2 separate regions of the Homo sapiens genome follow, and region 2 is linked to region 1. Evidence: chromatin loops called from intact Hi-C (ENCODE). Cell type or tissue: endothelial cell of umbilical vein. All regions are shown on one strand.

Region 1 (2,500 bases):
CCAAACCCCATGCCAGGCCACCATCCCATGTGAACCCATTTCTCACCCTGCTCAGGCTTTCTGTCAGTCATTTTCAATCTGACTCCTAGCAGATTTTTAAAAGGATCCACTTGGGTAGATACAAAATGAGTTTAAGCAACTAAACTCTGGGAAAAAAAAAAACAACCCAAGCCCAAATCTATTTAATAACATGTATTACATTTTAAAATAGGTAGATTAGAGTACTAAAATAAAGTTTGTTGATTCTCTTCTTTTCCACTTTAACCCTTTAAATTAAAACAAATACTAGGGCTTAGCTGGGATATGTAGCAGTTGGCTGATGAGGAAGGAAGTGAAGATGATGCTGCCTTCTGGGCTGGCATCTACATAGTGATTATGCAAGACTAGGGTGAAGGAGGCAATGCGGAACAAGGACAGAAGAGGCAGCCTCTTTTCTGCCTTTATTTTATGATTTTTAATCTTGACTTGAGAACCAGATGTTCTGATTAAGGAATGACTGAGGACTGGGGACATGGCCAAGGTTTCAAAAAGAGGCAATGGACAAAAGATGCTTCTGGTAGACCAGGTGACGTCAGAAAGAAAATTAATCTAATTTTATGTAAGTGAATTTCCTCCTGAACCAGGATAGCAGGAAATGTAATCTTTCAGGAAAGACAGAGTTGGAGATTTCATTTTCTACTTATCCCTTTTCCCATGCTAGAGAAACAGTTTTACTTCAAAGAAGCAGACAAGGAGGTGTTTCCTGCAGGGTGAACAGATTTGCAGAGTGGGCTGGTGCTACTCCCTTGATGAGGAACCTCTGTGTGGGGCAGCCTATCTGGGGAATTAAATTGTTCTCTGGCCCTTGCCTGCTGGGCTGCAGGGCCTCAGTGATGGGGATGGGGGGTGGGGCACTCCATAGTTCCCGTGGCTAAATGAGTGCACGTAGCAGGATTGTCCTAAGCTTTGTTTAATGGCATTTCAATGGGGGAAAATGAAGTTCCCGGAACAAAATCCCAAATTGTTCTTGCTTTATCTTCCTCCTAAATGTGTGTATTTCTGAGCCGAAAGGCAAAGGAAGTAAAACTCCACCCACCTCTTCCCCATCTGACCATGTCAGATCCCAAGTATTTGTCTGTGCTCCAATTAAAGAGACGAAGATTCTCGATTTCACCCCAGCTCTTGTCAGTACAGGGAGCTCTTAACTTTCCACACGGAAGTAGAGAAATGTAATTTTGAGGAGAAGTGCTGATTTTTATTGGGCATGACTTAACTCAAGCTGCATCCCTGTTTTTTTTTTTTTTCTTTTTAAGAATAATCACTTCAAAATGATTAATGATGCCTGAAGCCTGACCAGTCTTACTTCCTGTGGTGAAATGTGGAACTTTTGTGCATGTCTGGGTTCGTAGGAGGGTGTGCACCAAACTCTATCAAGAGATAGTTTCCCATACTGTACAAACAGTTGGGTCATTGTTCAGAAAAGCTGACTCTCTGAAGGAAACGTGCTACAGAGTGGTACCATATCCACAGCGGGGAGGGAAGGCTTTGCTTCAGTTACAGAAGGGAAGTAAACTCATTTCCTTCTTAAGGTGCCAGAACAAGAGAGTTGCTTTGTCAGCGGGTGCCTCAATCTGGCTTTTTTGTTGTTGGTGGTGGGGGTTACGAACAATGAGGATGATGTCTTTGAAAACAGGTAGGATTTTTGAAGGGTCACAATAGAGGAATAGGTAGAACAAAGAGTCACATCCTGCTGGGACGCAACCATTCTACTGGACCTCTAGGCTGATCTGGGGGAACAGACTCCTCAGGGGAGCATCCGGCCCTTCCAGCATTTCCCAGGAGCAGCCCTAGCCTGACTGCCAACCACTCTTCATTGAGGACCCAGAACTGGTCTGCAGCAAATGCATTTAGCATTTTTGTGAATCCTGTTTGGAAAAGAGCATGGATGATGCTTATTTAAGAAAGCTAAAACTAACACAGAATACTATTGATAGATTTTTTTTTTACAGGATTTTGGAAGTCTAATAATTGTGTCATGTATATGTTCTCCTACCTCCTTCCCCACTCCTCCATGCTATTCTTTGCATTAATACTCTGAGAAGGGTGATTTGGTGAAAAAGAAAAGCAGACCGTCAGCTTATCTTTTCTGGAGCTCTGAGGAAGCTCTATAGTGATCCTTCCCTTAATAAGTTGTTTTATAGAGAAGCTGAACTTTCCACTGAGGCACAGTGCATGGGATAAAAGACTGGCTTAAGAGATACAAAGTCAGAAAGGGGAAAGGGATACTAGCAGAGCTCTGAGTGCTGAGGGTGGTGCGAGAGAGTGCGTGCCTGTGAGAATGCACACGTGTGTGCAAGCCTTCTCTCTTCTGAACAAATTCATCCCAATAGGTCTCCATTTCCTCAGGACCCATAACATCACCCACTTATGGGAGGGCTATGAAGAACAATGGGTGATAGCTGCAAAGAAATATTAAGGCATGAATTATTGCTTCATGATTGTCTTCTATTAGAAAAGCCAC
Region 2 (2,500 bases), 200 kb before region 1:
GTCAGCACCTGGAAACATCTGCCTTCTTAAATGCAGTACATTCTAAAGAGAGTGAGCATGAGGTAAGAAGTTTAGCTATAGATGTAAGTATGCATATAATTAGGCTATTGTGTAAGTTCAGTACATGGGGTGAGATCTGATCCACAGAGACTGTACTGCAGAAGTACTACCAAAGCTGTAAAAATAAGAGAGCTGGTGCCCCTAGAACTTATCCACTTGTGTTGACCACAGCCTCAGCCCCCACCATGGCATTAGCCAGTGGTTCTCAGCTTTTACTGAGCCTCAGAATCTCCTGAAGAGCTTTTTATTTATTTTATTATTATTATTATTATTTGAGACAGAGTCTCGCTCTGTCACCCAGGCTAGAGTGCAGTGGCATGATCTTGGCTCACTGCAAGCTCCGCCTCCTGGGTTCACACCATTCTCCTGCCTCAGCCTCCCGAATAGCTGGGATACAGGCGCCCACCACCAGGCCTAGCTAATTTTTTGTATTTTTAGTAGAGACGGGGTTTCACCATGTTGGCCAGGATGGTCTTGATCTCCTGACCTCATGATCCGCCCGCCTCGGCCTCACAAAGTGCTGGGATTACAGGCATAAGCCACCGCACCCGGCCCTGAAGAGCTTTTTTAAAAACTGCCCATCCCAGAGACTTAGTTTCATTTGGTCTGGGGTGGGGTCCAAGCATCAGTATTTTTAAAAAGTTTCCGGATGATTCCAATGAACAACCAAGTTGAGAACCCCTGACCTCTGTTAAGTATGCCAGCTAATGTTTATTGAGCCCTCACTGTGTGCTTGCAGCGGTGCCACGTGTTTCCCACGGATCATCTCATTCTATCCTCACAACAACCCCGTGGGGAATTATTACTAGCTTCATTTTATAGATGAAAAAACCTTCATGCATTACGGAGGCTAAGCTGCCCGAGTTAGCAGAGCTTAGTAAGAGGTGGAGCTGGTTAGGAAGTCAATGCAGGGGGTCTGGCTCTAGGGCATCAGCACTGGAGCATCGTGTTGCACTGCCACCGAATAAACTTGAGCTTCACATCCATGACACCAATGTCATCCCAGGTGATACTTCATTTATATTCAAATTTTGCTTCCTCAAACCCTTTGTAGAATGATTAGGGTTTAAAAATGTATTGCTCAAATTCATTCCTAGTTTATTCTCTCCAAAATTATTAGCTTATTTTAAATGTTTTACTTAAAAAGTAGCCCCCTTTAAGGCGTTTATTACCTTTAAAGATAAATCTATATCTGTCTTTGTAAAAGGTTGCATGTACATAGCAGAAATTTGTGCAGATAACACAGAGCCACCTAAACTTCCCAAACTATGGCCTTTCAGAGTTAATCAGTCAGGCCGACCCTATTGTCAAGGCTAACAAAAGTTGTGTTTCTGAGTCATATATCTGAGTACATAATAGTTGTCTGTGTATTTAAGAGTATAGAATACTCTTGGCTCAAATAATTAATAGGCCTACACAGTTCAGAGTTCGCAAAGCTCACGGCTGCTTTGCTGCTAAGCATTCTTAGGATTGGCCCCAGGAATCGCTTAGGCATGTGTAAGTATAGCCCAGCGCACACAGGATGTGTTGACTTGTTTTGGTGATTCATGGGCTTATTACTAATAATAAGAGAAGAAAGTAACTGCTTTGGAGGAACTACAATGAAAACAAACTCATTTACTTGGGAACTTTTGGCTCTGTTTTCCCTAGTATGTTTCACACCTTTGAAGGGGACTTCAAAGGGAGAAAAGGAGATCTAGGCCTAGTGGCAAGCTAAGCACAGAGGGGTTTCATCTCATTGGTCTTTTCTTTCCCTGTCCCTTACAGCTCATTTAGAAACATCATTAAACTTGGCCTCACTCTCACATTTCAGCTTGCCATTTTATTTTCTTTTTGAGACAGAGTCTTATTCTATTTCCCAGGCTGGGGTGCAATGGTGCTATCTCAGCTCGCTGCAACCTCCGCCTCCTGGGTTCAAGGGATTCTCCTGCCTCAGCCTTCCAAGTAGCTGGGATTACAGTGCCCGCCACCACGTCGGGCTTTTTTGTATTTTTAGTAGAGATGGGGTTTCACCATGTTGGTAAAGCTGGTCTTGAACTCCTGACCTCAAGTGATCCACCCATCTCAGCCTCCCAAAGTGCTGGGATTACAGGCGTGAGCCACCGCACTTGGCCTCCAGCTTGCTATTTTTTTTACTTCTTCAGTTATCTCTTCCAGCCTTCGTACAGTTATCAGAGTTCTGAGTTATGTCATGCTTTCCTGGAATGAAACTCCTTCAAAGCAGCAGGAACAATCAGACACCTCCTCTGGGGAGCAACTGGGCTAATAGTGTCTCACACCAAACTGGTTTTTTGTAGCCTTGCTGGCATCTCAGTAATCTTGAATAAACAAATGCTCTGAAAGTGGTTATTTCATTTGAGATATGAATGCATGACTCACCTCTAAAGCAGGTTTAAAGAACCTCCTAGGCGAAAGCATCAATTAACAGCACACTTAGTTG

Evidence for each region. A loop is a pair of places that touch in the nucleus more often than their neighbours do. Peaks named below come from ENCODE experiments on the same cell type or tissue, not always from the same donor. Only the 100,000 strongest peaks of a DNase experiment are listed, where the experiment ranks them.
Region 2: a loop joins it to region 1, with 8 times the contacts of the local background. A loop is called at or near these places in 10 of 110 quality-filtered maps.

What each region holds. Positions count from the first base shown.
Region 1 is chr5:74,432,608-74,435,107 of GRCh38, reverse strand. The region is part of intron 2 of LINC01331 (long intergenic non-protein coding RNA 1331); the gene reads left to right. Among named protein-coding and RNA genes, the nearest start is that of LINC01331, 100 kb to the left of the region's middle. RefSeq lists an enhancer at 1,281-1,370. In endothelial cell of umbilical vein, no CTCF peak of the experiment used is centred here; a DNase peak (open chromatin) is centred at 1,487; H3K27ac peaks cover 2,049 bases.
Region 2 is chr5:74,632,246-74,634,745 of GRCh38, reverse strand. ENC1 (ectodermal-neural cortex 1) reads left to right here. Exons shown (of 3, transcript NM_003633.4): 2 at 1-62. The coding sequence ends at 30. Among named protein-coding and RNA genes, the nearest start is that of ENC1, 7.2 kb to the left of the region's middle. In endothelial cell of umbilical vein, no CTCF peak of the experiment used is centred here; DNase peaks (open chromatin) are centred at 1,555 and 2,345; H3K27ac peaks cover 1,776 bases.